Linked DNA regions of Homo sapiens: region 1 is linked to region 2. The links are chromatin contacts, found by Hi-C in ENCODE. All regions are on one chromosome and are shown on one strand. Each heading gives the region's core, a stretch centred on a gene start or an enhancer-like site at or near the end of the contact. The rest is flanking DNA. Distances are from core to core; before and after follow the strand shown. Region 1 holds the start of LINC03152 (long intergenic non-protein coding RNA 3152). Region 2 overlaps ZSWIM6 (zinc finger SWIM-type containing 6).

Evidence for each region. Hi-C counts contacts between places; a loop is a spot of excess contacts on that map. Pooled maps may share reads with other maps.
Region 1: a map with no recorded cell type shows a loop between it and region 2 (4-fold over the local background). The contact joins the promoter of LINC03152 here to the enhancer-like site in region 2. A Hi-C loop is called at or near these places in 7 of 37 single-sample maps with no recorded cell type and 5 of 50 pooled maps.

What each region holds. Positions count from the first base shown.
Region 1 is chr5:61,695,380-61,702,308 of GRCh38, forward strand. LINC03152 (long intergenic non-protein coding RNA 3152) reads right to left here and starts at 3,053. Exons shown (of 8, transcript NR_109910.1): 1 at 2,533-3,053; 2 at 2,031-2,260; 3 at 604-639. All of the region lies in intron 1 of LINC03122 (long intergenic non-protein coding RNA 3122), which reads left to right.
Region 2 is chr5:61,536,215-61,542,979 of GRCh38, forward strand. ZSWIM6 (zinc finger SWIM-type containing 6) reads left to right here. Exons shown (of 14, transcript NM_020928.2): 11 at 2,600-2,757; 12 at 3,382-3,545; 13 at 5,670-5,751. Among named protein-coding and RNA genes, the nearest start is that of LINC03122, 98 kb to the right of the region's middle. Within about 2 kb of position 3,082, at least 2 of the 41 ENCODE cell types and tissues checked have a DNase peak (open chromatin) inside an H3K27ac peak, as active enhancers do.

The DNA of each region.
Region 1 (6,929 bases), core at 1,803-4,302, 160 kb after region 2:
TTATTATGCAGAGTTCTTAGACATGACTCCAAAAGCACAATTTATTTTTAAAAATTGACAAATGGACTTTATCAAAATTAAGAACTTTTACTCTGTGAGAGATCTATCTTGGAGAATGAAAAGTCAATACACACACTGGGAAAATACATTTTCGAATTACCTATCTGGCCAAGGACTTGTATCTAGAATAGGTAAAGATTATTCAAAACTTAACATGAAGAAAACAGTTAACCCACTAAAAAATGGGCGAAGGTTTTGAACACATCACCAGTGAGGACATAAAGAAGGCAAATAAACACTTAAGTAGATGTTCAATATCATTAGTCATAAGGGAAATATAAATTAAAACCACAATTAGCTACCACTACAAATGTAGTGCACTTAAAAACTTAAGAGGCTAAGTTGCCACCACAAATGTAGTGATAGCTAATTGTAGTTTTAACTTCTATCTATTGAAGTAAAAGAAAAATGTTGACAACACAAAGTGCTGGTGAAGATGCAGAGCAAATGAAACTCTCACACATTGTAGGTGGGGATGCAAAATGCAGGACCCATCCTGGAAAACAGTTTGGAAGTTTCTTACAAAGTTAAACATGCACTTACCATATGACCCAGCAATCCTGCTCCTGTGTGTTTACCCTAGAGAAATGAAAACTTATGTTTTTATGAAAGCCTACACATGAATGTTTTTAGCAGCTTTTTTTTTTGAGGCCAAGTCTTCTCACTTTGTTACCCAGGCTGGAGTGCCGTGTCATGGTCATGTCTCACTGCAGCCTTGACCTCCATGGCTCAAGTGCACACCTGGCTAATTTTTGTATTTTTTGTAAAGACGGGATTTCACCATGTTGCCCAGGCTGGCCTCAAACTCCTGGGCTCAACTGATCCTCTCACCTTGGCCTTATAGGCATGAGTCACCGTGCCTGCCAAAAGCTTTCATCCTAATTGCTCCAATCTGGAAATACTTTGAGTGTGCTTCAATGGATGAATGGACAAACAAACTGTGGTACATCCATACATTGGAATATTTACTCAGCAATAAAAAGCAACAAGTGGATGAATCTCAGAGGCCTTTGAAAGGCATTATGCATGGAAGAATCCAGTCTCGGCTGGGCGTGCTGGCTCACGCCTGTAATCCCAGCACTTTGGGAGGCCAAGGCAGGCGGATCACGAGGTCAGGAGATTGAGACCATCTTGGCTCACACGGTGAAACCCCGTCTCTACTAAAAATACAAAAAATTAGCTGGGCGCAGTGGCAGGCGCCTGTAGTCCCAGCTACTCGGGAGGCTGAGGCAGGAGAATGGCGTGAACCCGGGAGGCGGAGCTTGCAGTGAGCCAAGATATTGCCACTACAGTCCGGCCTGGGCGAAAGAGCGAGACTCCATCTCAAAAAAAAAAAAAAAAAAAGAATCCAGTCTCAAAAGATTATATACTATATGATTCAATTTCTATGGCAGCCTCAAAAAGACACGATGAATGGAGAACAGATCAAAGGGATACCATGGGCCAGGTGCAGTGGCTCCCGCCTGTAATGCCAGCAGTTTGGGAGGCTGAGGAAGGCAGATCACTTGAGATGAGGAGTTCAAGACCAGCCTGGCCAACACTGGAGACACCTCATCTCTACTAAAAACACAAAAACTAGCCAGGTGTGGGGGCACATGCCTGAAGTCCCAGCTACTCAGGAGGCTGAGGCAGAAGAATTGCTTGAATGTGGGAGGCAGAGGTTGCAGTGAGCTGAGATCACGCCACTGCACTCCAGCCTGGGTGACAGAGTGAGACTCCATCTCAAAAACAAACAAACAAACAAACAAACAAACAAACAAACACACGGGATGCCATGAGGGAGTTTTTTAGGGCAATGGAATTGTTCTGTATCCTGATTGTGGTAGTGGTTTTATATGTATATTATACAATGACTGAAATTCATAGACCTGTAAATATATACAGACACAAAGTCAGTTTTACTCTATAATGATCACAAAAGTAATCTAGGGAGCATAGCTGTGAAGTGTTCCCTAATAGGTCCTCCCAACCTCCTTCTCCTTAGGGGGTCCAAGGCCTTTCCTTCCTCTCCTTGCTTCTGGATTCTGTCTCATAGTGCTCTTCTGTTTCCCTCCCAGTCTTGGCACTACCAGGCTGTAGCGCTTCATCCAGGTCTTGTCTGGGGCCGTGGCTCTGTGACTTTGTTCCACACTCTTCTTAGTCAAGAACAGCCACCAAAATCTACTGGGTTTTCAGCCAGTTCCCTCGAAAAACAAGCAAGCTACAACAAAAACAGAAGTCATCTTTGATTTCTCTTTCTTCTACCTCCATATCCTATTTATTAGTGAGTATTGCCAGTTCTGCTTTCAAAATAGGTCCTGAACCTAATCCCTGCAGCCACCTCTGTCTAGGCCATTGCCATCTTAGGCCTTAGCTACTGCAACAGGGTTCTATCTCGTCTCCCTGCTTCCACTTCTTCCCTGCTATTGTCTATTCCCAATGCAGCAATCAGAGTAATCCCACGAAAACACATACCATGTCATTTCTACTTACAGTCCTCGAAAATCTTCCCAGTGTATTTAGAATAAAAGCCAAGTACCGTCCCACGGCCTCCACAGGGCTGGCCTCCTCCCCCTGCTTCCTCTGGTATTGTGCCCTGGCCACGCTGACCTTCTTGCTCTTTCCAGGATATGTGATGCTTATTCCCACTTCAGTGCTATTTTTTCTGCCTGGAACTGGCTTATCCCAGAAATCTGCATGGTCGCTACTTCAGATATTTCAAGACTCAGCCCTAAAGTCACTTCCTCAGAGAGAGCTCCTCTGCCCGTTTGTTTCAAATAGCTTCCCCAGGCTTCCAGTCTCTCTCTAGCCCCTTAATCTGATTTATCTTCTCTCAGCACTTAACCACCTCGTGCAAGGATGCTGGCTTCCCATGGCAACATAGAATCCACACTCATTACATCCTAGAATGTGCTATGCGACCTGGTTCGCGCCTCCCCTCTGACATAACCCTCTGCTCCTGAGGGGCAATTCCCTTTGCCGTGCCACTCCCTGTGCACCCCTCTAGACACACTGACTTCCTTGTGTTCCCGGAACAAAGCAAGCATGCTTCCACCTCGGAATCTTTGCATTTGTGATTCCATCTCCCTGGAATGCTGTTCCTCCATAGAGCTTCCTAGCACATTCTCTGCTCAAATGACACTTAATCAGAGACTTTCTTGACCATCGTATATAAAATAGCAAGCCCTTCATCATTCTGTACTCCTCTTATCTGTCTTATTTTTCATGGCATTTATAACTACCTGGTGTGTGTATAGCTATTCATCTGTTATGTGTTCTTAGCTCCCTGTACTAGGCTGTCAGCCTGCAGGGAGCCACGACTTTGTTTTGTCCACTATTGTCTTTCTCTGTGAGTCTCAGCCTCATTCATACCAATGTTGCTTTGAGGATGGCTGGGTGCAGGGAGGCACTGGAGTACCAAGAGCCCTGGAGAGACCCCTGGCCATGCGGCTGTTGTTCCTTGTCTGTCTCTCTCACCCGCATGTAAGCTCGATATTGGCGGTGACCGAGAGGCAGGGCCCAGTGCATAGTGGGTGCTCAAGAATAGTTGTAGAATGAATGAATAAATGATAGAGGCCTTTGGATATTTAAAAAGGATGTTTTGGCTTTTAAAAGGAACTTTCCATGTTTTAAAACCTAAATGCAGAATAATGGTATGAATTGGCCAGTGAGGAATTATCTTATGTGAAGTTTACTGCTAACATTTAAACATTTTCCCCTGCCTAGTAAAGACTTTTTGATGTCTTCCCATTGTTCTTAGGGTCATAATGCACTTTAAGATGGCTCCTGCCCCTTTGTCAGCCCACTTTCCCTTGCTCTGGGTCTCAGTCACACAACTCTCCTTTCAATTTCTCCTACTCGTGTTCCCTCCCAGTCCAGGGCCTCTGCCTGCAAGACTTCCTCTGTCTGGATGCTCTGGTCCCCACCCTCCCCAGAGTTAACTCCTCCTCACCCTCCCCATCTCCGCTAAAGCCTCAGATCTTCAAGGGAAGCCCTCCCTGACACTCAGGCAAGGTTAATGTGCCCTCAAATCACCAGGCACCTCTGATGTACACCCCAGATCCCAGGTGTGGCCTAACATGTGTTTGTGTGATTATATAGTTAACGCTCCCATGAGGGGGAACTGGGTCTGCCTTTACTTCACCATTAACTTCTCTGTAAACTAGCACTTCTGCAAACAGAATAGGCTTTAAAACAATATTTGTAAGGCCAGGTGCGGTGGCTCACGCCTGTAATCCCAGCAGTTTGGGAGGCCGAGGTGGGCAGATCACGAGGTCAGGAGATCGAGACCATCCTGGCTAACACGGTGAAACCCCGTCTCTACTAAAAATATAAAAAGTTAGCTGGGCGTGGTGGCGGGCGCCTCTAGTCCCAGCTACTCGGGAGGCTGAGGCAGGAGAATGGTGTGAACCTGGGAGGCAGAGTTTGCAGTGAGCCGAGATCACGCCACTGCATTCCAGCCTGGGCAACAGAGCAAGACTCCATCTCAAAAAAAAAAAAAAATTTGTAAAATGAAAACATTACTTAATTAATGATATAAAAGCGACTTTTTTATATAGCCTCAAGTTTAGTGTAAGGCAGTGAAGGTAATTGTTAAAACAAAAGTCAAGGAAACCCGTTAAGCTCTTAACCCCCTGGTACTGTTAAAAGATGAGAGATGCTGTAGTGTAGACAAGTTAGGACACCAGGCAGGTGAGTTTCCAGGGGCAGAGAGAGGAGATGAGCTTCACAGCTGCTGAGACCTGTCCCTCTGACTTGGGCAGGCATCATCGTTATTTGAAAGTACAACAGGGCCAAACCTTCAATCCAGTAACACAGCTGGTGCTCAGATTTTTTTTTTTAAACAACATCATGTGGAATTTTCTTTATGTCTTTCTACTAAAACTCAAAGGATGGGAATAAGAATAGAAGAGATCATTGAAATCAGCTCAACATAAGGTAACCTTTGAGCAGTCAGCTGTGTCCCACTGTGAACTGCCTGGCCACGAGTGTGCGTGGGGGAGAAGGGGGTGCAGAGGTCAAGGTGTCTCTCCTTGTCGGGGATGGTGTGGAGGTGATGGTGTCAGGGATGGTGTTCTCAGGTCAAGAGGAGCAGGATCTGTCTGGTGACTTTTAACATGCCTTTCCACCTGGAAACCCCTCAGAGTTTATGTTCATCCTTTGTGTTAGTCAAAGCTTAAATCCCCTTCCTTACCTAACCTTTGCTAGAAAGATGAAATCAGTATTTGCCTGGCCTGCTGCTCATTGGAATCACATGGGGAGGGAGCCTAGCACCCACTTGAGACTAGTTAAATTAGAATATGTGGTGTGGGGCCCAGATATAGGTATTTTTAAAAAGCTCTTAAGTAATTCTAAAGTGCAGCCAGAGTTGACAGCCACTGTAAAACAGGTAGTGCTGTGGACAGGTTTCCTTTTTCCTTCTCCTCTGATGCTCACTCGGTTCTCAGGCTGAATCAAGCTTGGCCAAGCCATGGCCCACAGCCCGCAGGCAGCCCAGGACAGCTTTGAATGCGGCCCAACACAAATTCATAAACTTTCTTAAAACATAATGAGATTTTTCCGTCATTTTTTTTATTAGCTTATCAGCTTTCATTGGTGTTAGTGTATTTTATGTGTGGCCCAAGAGAATTCTTCTTCCAATGTGGCCCAGGGGGAGCCAAAAGATTGGCTACCCCTGGGCTAAATGATCATAATGTGTGGCAGGCAGACTTCTGAGATGGTCACCAACAATCCTGTCTCCTGGCATTCCTGGCCTTGTGTAGGCCCTGACTCCTGGAGTGCACACTGGACTTGAACTCAGGTCCACTTAACCATCAGAGTAAAATGGCTAAGACTTTCAGAAGAGTGGGGAAGGGGAGCTAAAGAGTCCTGCATGAACTGAAAACTTGCATGCTCAATCTACAGTTATCAATGACCTCCGTCACTGCAGGTCCCTCCCCCAGCTCTAACCCCAACCCAAGGGGGATGACTTAGGGCTTGTTGGCCCTTTGGTACCCTAAGCATCCTGGCTAGAACCTTTCTTCAAGATTCTGCCCTTCTCCTTCTTTTGATCTTCTCTTGACCGCACCTGCCGGTCTGAACTGGGAGCTGGCATGGCACCTCTGTCTCTCTCAGCTAGAGAAAACCATCCTCTCATAGCAGAGCCAATCAGAACAATGTTCTCCATAGTGTGGCTTAGGAGCTGCTTCTCTGGATCATGATTACATTCATTGCCACGGTGTGAACTCAAGCACCAGGGGCCAAGGTCTTTCCAGGAGCCCTGGGTCTGGCAGTGGGCTCCTCTGGCAGAGCCCACGTGCCTTCTCTTGGAGGGAGAGCAAACTGAGCCTTTCTGACCCCTGGGGCTGTTGGCATTTCTGTAGTGAAGTTTGGATTGCCAGGCCAATCAGTGCCCACTCCCTTAAATCTGCCCCCAGCATCCGAGGAGCTGCTCTGGGAATTCTGTTCCATGTCCCCAGTTTCCCCCACCCCCAGAGGCCAGCAGCCCTTTTGTTGGTTTGGCTCTCAGCTTAGATCATTGAAGCGATTTCAGCTCCAACTGGGCAACACTCAGCATTTCATTTATGTCTTGGCAAGGTTACCATGTTATTACTTAACTGTGCCGCTGCTACTCAATAAGTGGGAACTGATTGAAATAACCACAGGAGTTACTGGATTCCCCTAATTTTAGCACAGAGTTAAAGCTTACTCCCACAGTTGGAAGTTAAAATAGGCTGCCAGCCCACAGAAATGCCCACCCACCACACCTAATTGTCACCCCACAGATGCCTGTCATGGAAGGAAACATGGAAGGCTGGAGAGAAGTTCTTAGAAGCAAGTTCTTCTCCTCAGTGGATGCCTGAGGTCATTTTGGCCAGGCCCAATTTCTTTGAGACTGTAAGCCTGGGGAA
Region 2 (6,765 bases), core at 1,832-4,331:
AATAACAGTTAGAATATGTTGTTCTCTACCACCCACCTTTTTATTTCTACCTTCTTTTAAAAGTTATTTCACATAATAATTATTTTTATCACAGATTTGTTCAAGGTGAATATTTTAATGAGTTCAAGATTATATTTTAATCTTACAAATAACCTTTAAATTTTAAGGACCTAAAAGGTACATCCATCTTTCTTAAAACATCAGCATTTTCTTTTTCCTTTAAAAAAATTAATAAAACACTCCTGTGCTTCTAATGGAAAGTACAGATCACCTAAGGACAAGCCATGTTGTAGACCTAAAAGCTTGTGTGTGCTGATTAACAGTTTGATCTCAAGAAGCTTTTCATCAAAGATTCTATGTCTGTAATCAGAGAAGTAGATTCTAAAACAAATCCTTGCCTATAAATTACCAGTGTCCCCAAAGTTACCCTGTTCTGAAAGTATTGAGTGTAGCTTATGTGTATAAGGACACCTCTTTTTTATGCAGTGATAAGGATGTGTGTATGTGTCTGTGTGTATACCTATGTGTCAGTGTGTTTTAAGGCTGACATCCTGTAATTTGACATGCTTTCCTTGGCAATATGGAATCTTACTAACCTGCTGGAGAATCTTCTTAAGTATTCTTTTTTCTATTTTTAAAATACCAGAAAATAAGTCAATAACAAACATCAGCAAAAGTCCCCCACCAAATTACATTATACCACTTGGTTTATGTTTTAGAGCACGATTTTAAAATAAGTGGGTTCCTATTTTTATTTTTGGAAGCTGAAATGGAAGCTGTCTTATGAAGACATATGCTCAACTCTATACTTACTCAAATCTTAGGAATTCTAATCTTGTTTTAAAGGGAAGATGTTAATGTTATGGTGCCACCAGATGCTGTTGCTACTACCACTGGCAAAGTTTAAGGGTAAAATAGCATAAAGTTTCTGTGTGGTTCTGGCTTATGTAATGGTATGTGCCAGGCAGAAAGGCTTGCTTTTCTAACACTCACAAACTCATTTATATTTGTCCTTGGTTGCTGCCAAGGCAGTTTCTTAATGGGGAATACTAGCAGGGTACAGGGGAATTTTTTTTCCACTTTCTCTCTTCTATCTGCCACTACTATCCTGCCAAAGGTCTGCCATGGAAGGCAGGTATGTGCCCCACCAGGTATTGCAAGGCAGCCCAGGGAACAGGAAGGAAAAGAGAGATGTAGCTCGCATGCTTCTTAGTCCTTCTGGAAGAGGAAGGCTAAGGAAGGTCATCTTCAGCACTCATTTTCTCATCTTCCCAGGGATGTTGATTAGTTTCTTCTACAGTAAGTCTGGCAAGACCTGCCTGTGAATACGAGGATATTCTGAGTTAAAAAAAAAAAAGCTAAATAGCAACCCTGCCATTATTCTTACTACTTAACTGCCTACCTTGCCACCTTCTCTACTGCTGACATCTTTTTGTTCCTAAATAAAAGGAGAAGAGAATGAGCCATTTGGCTTACCAGGCAATAATTGCTCTTGGGTGGGGCCTTGAGGCCAGCATCACTCCCAGACCCAGCTGACTCTTCTTGGTCTCCAGCTCTTATCTTATTTCATAGTTCTTAACACTGGTGTACTTGACTGAAGGCCGGCATTTTGATGGTTGTAAATAAATTATTTCAGCTTTAGGTACTCTACTAAGCTTTTTGGTACTTTTAGAAGAGATTACTAAATATTTGCTTTGCTTTTAGAAATTTTTTCATCAGCATATTCTTTTTTTATTTGTTTTGAGACAGGGTTTTGCTCTGTTGCCCTGGCTGGAGTGCGGTGTGGTGTAATCATGGCTCCCAGGCTCAGCTGATCCTCCCATCTCAGCCTTCCAAGTAGCTGGGATTACAGGCACATGCCACCACACCCAACTGATTTATATTTTGTAGAAACAGGGTTTCGCCATGACAGTATATTCTTAATAAAAAATCAGAAATCACTCTGAATTTATGCAAAACTGTCAAGGGACAGACACTTAGGTCACATTTATCTTCTGTAATATGGTTGGTAGAACATAGTCTAATGTCAAATTCCTGGAGTCATAAGAAACTAATTGTTCAGAAAGTATGAATGGATGGAAAAGAGGTAATTTTTGTCTTACTTCCCTTCTTGTTTTATGTTTAAATAGGTTAAGCTTATTCATCTTAAGTACTCACTGCTTCCTGACTGTGATCTCAGTCTTAAATATCCATTTCACTATCAGTTTCTGTTGATTTATTTTTTGAGTCATAGAATTCAAAATTTGTAGGTAAACATCAAGACCTGTGTTTAAAAGTTCTTCGGTGTTTGCGTATCTTAATTTATTTGAATATTGTAATTTTCTGAATGGTGCTAAAGAAAGAAAATCTCTTAGGTTTGGGTGATGAACAACTAACAAGGTTTGGGTGATGAACAGTTATTATTAGCAAACAATTAGTAGTCCAAAAAATCTAGGTATTTTGCACCCACACAGCAGAGTATAGCTGTACCAGCCCTTGCTGAACTTGAGTAGAGGCCTGAACATCTACCCACTCCTCTGGCTTCTGTTGGCCAGTCTTTCTGGCCAAGGACATGGTCAAGAAATAACTAGGGGCCACCTTCCTTGTCTTCTCATTATAGGTTACTAGTATTGGAATCTACTGCTCCATCAGGAGACCTCACCCGCCCACACCACATTGCATCAGTTGTTCCCAACCGCTACCCTCGCTGGTTCACTCTAAGCCACATTGAGTCCCAGCAGTGTGAGCTGGCATCCACCATGCTAACTGCAGCCAAAGGTACTGTACTGTCCTGAGGCCTCATAATTGTTTCATTCGTTTGCCTGTTTATTTTTTTTAAGTCTTGTTTTCTATCAAATTCTCAGCAGTGGTGTTAATGTCAGATAGGTTGAAGGGATCTTTTTCTTTAGATGTTAGCTTTTAAGGCAAAACAGGTGGCATTTTCCTCATTTACCTGCATCATTAACTTGCTGCCAGCAGAGTTCAGGTTAGTTACCATGCTAAGAAAATATAAATGGTTGAAATTCAGAAGCAGATTTACAAGTTGGGTTACATTTTTTTCTTCCTGAAATATTCACCAAAAATACATAAGTAGGAACTAGGAGAGCTGTTGCTGTCTCATGTTGGTCCTGGTTCATATGTGCTTTGAGTCATTGAGGGTGTGTCTCAGTGTATCTTTTTTTGTGAAGCCGAGATTCACAGACATTGCAGTAATTATGGGAGCCCTAGTTGTAACACCTGTGCCATCTGTGAACATGTTAGGTAAATTAACTTGTGCTTTATGTTTTGTTTTGTTTCTTTTTTCCCCCTCTGTGTGTGTGTATGGTTGTATGATTTTTGTTTATTTGTTTGTCTTGCTTTGCTTTGATTTGGTTTGGTTTGGTTTTCCCTTGTTCATTGCAGGCGATGTTCGGAGGCTGGAAACAGTATTAGAATCCATCCAGAAAAACATTCACTCCTCATCACACATCTTCAAGCTTGCCCAAGATGCATTTAAAATAGCAACTCTCATGGACAGTTTGCCAGACATCACTCTTTTGAAAGTGTCTCTGGAGCTGGGCCTGCAGGTACATGACTGGTAGTCTTTCCTGGGACATCAAAGACTGCTAAATAAAGGCACCTCTTAGGGTTGTTTTTGTTTGATTGGATTTTTGAGTGCAGGTAAATGACTCTTTGGAGTACAAATCTGTTAGACTTCAGGAGAGAACTGTATTTCAGAGACGTGGTCATTCCCAGCTGAACCAGACTGCTATGTAAGGTGCATGGACTGTACATTTAGCAGCCTAATTTGTGTCTTTCAATTAAAAAAAATCATTTTCTGAATTGCAGCCTTAACGACACTGTTTCTCCTTTGAATGAAGGGAGAAGAATTATTGCTAATAAGAGACTTAAATAAAGCTAGCATGTATAATGAAGATTCAGTTGTTAGGGTTAAATTTTTAGAGGAAGTATAAATTTTTATTGATGTTTGCATTTTCATAATAGATGGGCAGTTCTAGCTCCTTTTAATAACTCTGAGAAAAATAGGTAAAGGAGGAGTGATCGGGCCAGAGTCCAGTTTTAGATTTCAGCAGAACAGAATACCAAGGACATTTTGAGTTCGTCATGCAGATAGATGTTTGCTTCCTTATAGTTTCTGAACAGATCACTGGATAAACCAAGAACTAAAAAGTTTGTTTCATTTTTCTCATGGAATCTCTATTAACATTTGCTTTCTTCCCATTAAAAAGCAGTGAACAAAATTGTTATACCCCAGTTACCTAAAGAATGGGGAGTATAATCCCCTGATTGGATAATTAATCTGGTGTTTTAGTTGTGGATTCTCCCTTACAGTGACTAATAATGTTTAAATAATAGGATCACAGGAAAATGTACCTACCATGGTAACATAGAATACTGTACAAGCAAAGGGTATAGAAGATTGCTTTTAAGCTATATAGTGATGGTTCAGAAGTTTTTTGTTTTTTTTTAATTCTTGTTATTTGGCTAATTTTTGTCACCATTTGCCTCATCTTAAAGATGTGATGCAGAAAGAACCATTAACATGAGCTCTCTTGTTATTTGGAATTCATGGTAAATAGGATATGCACGAGAGCTTATTCCTTGACTCATTCTTTCTAGAACCTAAGAAGGAATCTCACAGGCCCTTTGTGAGTATTTCTAGAACCTAAAAAGGAATCCCACAGGGCCTCTGGGGATATGATGTCCCTGGATATTTTGTGGGTTTTTTTTTTTTTTTTTTTTTGTTGTTGTTGTTGTTTTGTTTTTTCAGATGGAGTCTCACTCTGTCACCCAGGCTGGAGTGCAGGGGTACAATCTCAGCTCACTGCAACCTCTGCCTCCTGGGTTCAAGCAATTCTTCTACTTCAGCCCCCTGAGTAGCTGGGACTACAGGCGCACGCCACCACACCTGGCTAATTTTTATGTTTTTAATAGAGACGGGGTTTCACCATATTGGCCAGGCTGGTCTCAAACTCCTGACCTCGTGATCCATTCCGCCTCAGCCTCCCAAATTGCCAGGATTACAGGCATGAGCCACCGCACCTGACCGTCCCTGGATATTTTGAATCTTTAAAGAATGGGGGAATTATGAAGAGGGAGATATGTTTATTTAGGGACTTCTTGTTAGAAAGTGAAAAACAAAATCAGATCACTAATGATATCAAGGATGATTTTTTCCCCCATAAACCTGGAGTTACCTTCATGGTCACCAGAAAAGAGCAATCAGAGATTGAAGGAATAACTAAAATGATTATTTTAAAATACCTCTTTCCCCACTGAGAGTTCCTGGTTAGAATGAATTCACAGGAGCCTCAGAAATTGAACTATGGAATGTTAAATCTGGGGAGGGAAAAAGGGCATGGGCTGTGTTTAATGCTCCAGTCCAGCCCTCTGATTTTGCAGATGAGAAAAGATAGAGTAACTGGTTCAGATACCACATCTAGTCAGTGGGCCCACCAGGAGGAGAATATGGGCCTCTTGCCAGGAGGAGAATGTGGCTGTGGCAAGGCCACCTGGGGTAGCCATGGACAAATCCAAATTCATATGTAGAGCTTTGCTCTAAATTATGCTTTCATCTTCCTGGTGGTAGACAGTAGGTATGCCTTATATGCCTTATAGTTTATCCCCCCCCTTTTTTTTCATTGACTCAGGATAATTTTCTAAAACATTTTGTTACCCTGTTTTTATAGGTTATGCGAATGACACTGTCAACCTTAAATTGGCGACGGCGGGAGATGGTGAGGTGGCTGGTAACGTGTGCTACTGAAGTCGGTAGGTAAACTCTGGAACAGAAGCTTTCCTAGGTGCCTCATGGTAGGATTTAACTTGTCAGTTACAGACATGTGAACATATTCACTCTTTTATGTTGACTTCTCCAAGGCTCCTTCTAGCAGTCCACAAGGGCTTCCTTCTCCCTGACCCCTTACCCCTAACCTTCAGTTATACATACTTGTATTATTCAACTTGAAATGGTCACATTTGTGAAGCTCCAGCTTCTTATTTAAAATGGTATAAGTCAGTGAGTAAACTGTTTTTATTCAGTTCATATATATAAAGTTACCTAGTTGCACTGTTTTTCTTCTTTATCATCTGAAGGCATACATCATGGTATCCAGCAGAGAAGTGATGACCACTGGGTGTGGTTTAGGTGATCCTCCAGATGTGTGAGCAATTGTAGCTGGCCATAAGAAGATTTCCTGGCTGCCCATAAGCTGCCATTTTGTGAGGCCCTTCAGCTAACTATTTCTCCACTGCAGCAGTAGATCAGTTCAGAAGAAAACTGTACATTCCCAGCAAGAATGCCAACAGAAACAAATGGTTGCTATTTAAAATAAATAGTGGTTAAACGTTCTTTTTTCATATTTGCATCAGAAAGGGATACATACTTCATGCTGAGAAAACACTGCCATCCCAGTGTTTAGATATGACACAGCATATACTATAAAATTATTATTTTTCTTTCACTAACGTATAATGGTTTTTTTATTTTGGAAAAAGGGAAGCTGGTCTCAATATAAAGATTATCTTTACATCATTAAAGTCATGCTTTAGTGAAGCAAAACAAAAATAATACTAATTTAAGAACTGCCACACAACTTCTTTGCCCCTGCCCCAACATATAAACCTGATTTCTCTCTGAGACCTAGTACCTTCTCTTCAAATCATTCACTTTTAGGATTTTCCTACAAGTGAGGGATATTGGGTCTGTGAACGTAAAGTGATTATTTTAAAGACATGGTCAGCCATTTCCAACGTTTGATTCATCTGTAGGTCTGCTTCTATTGA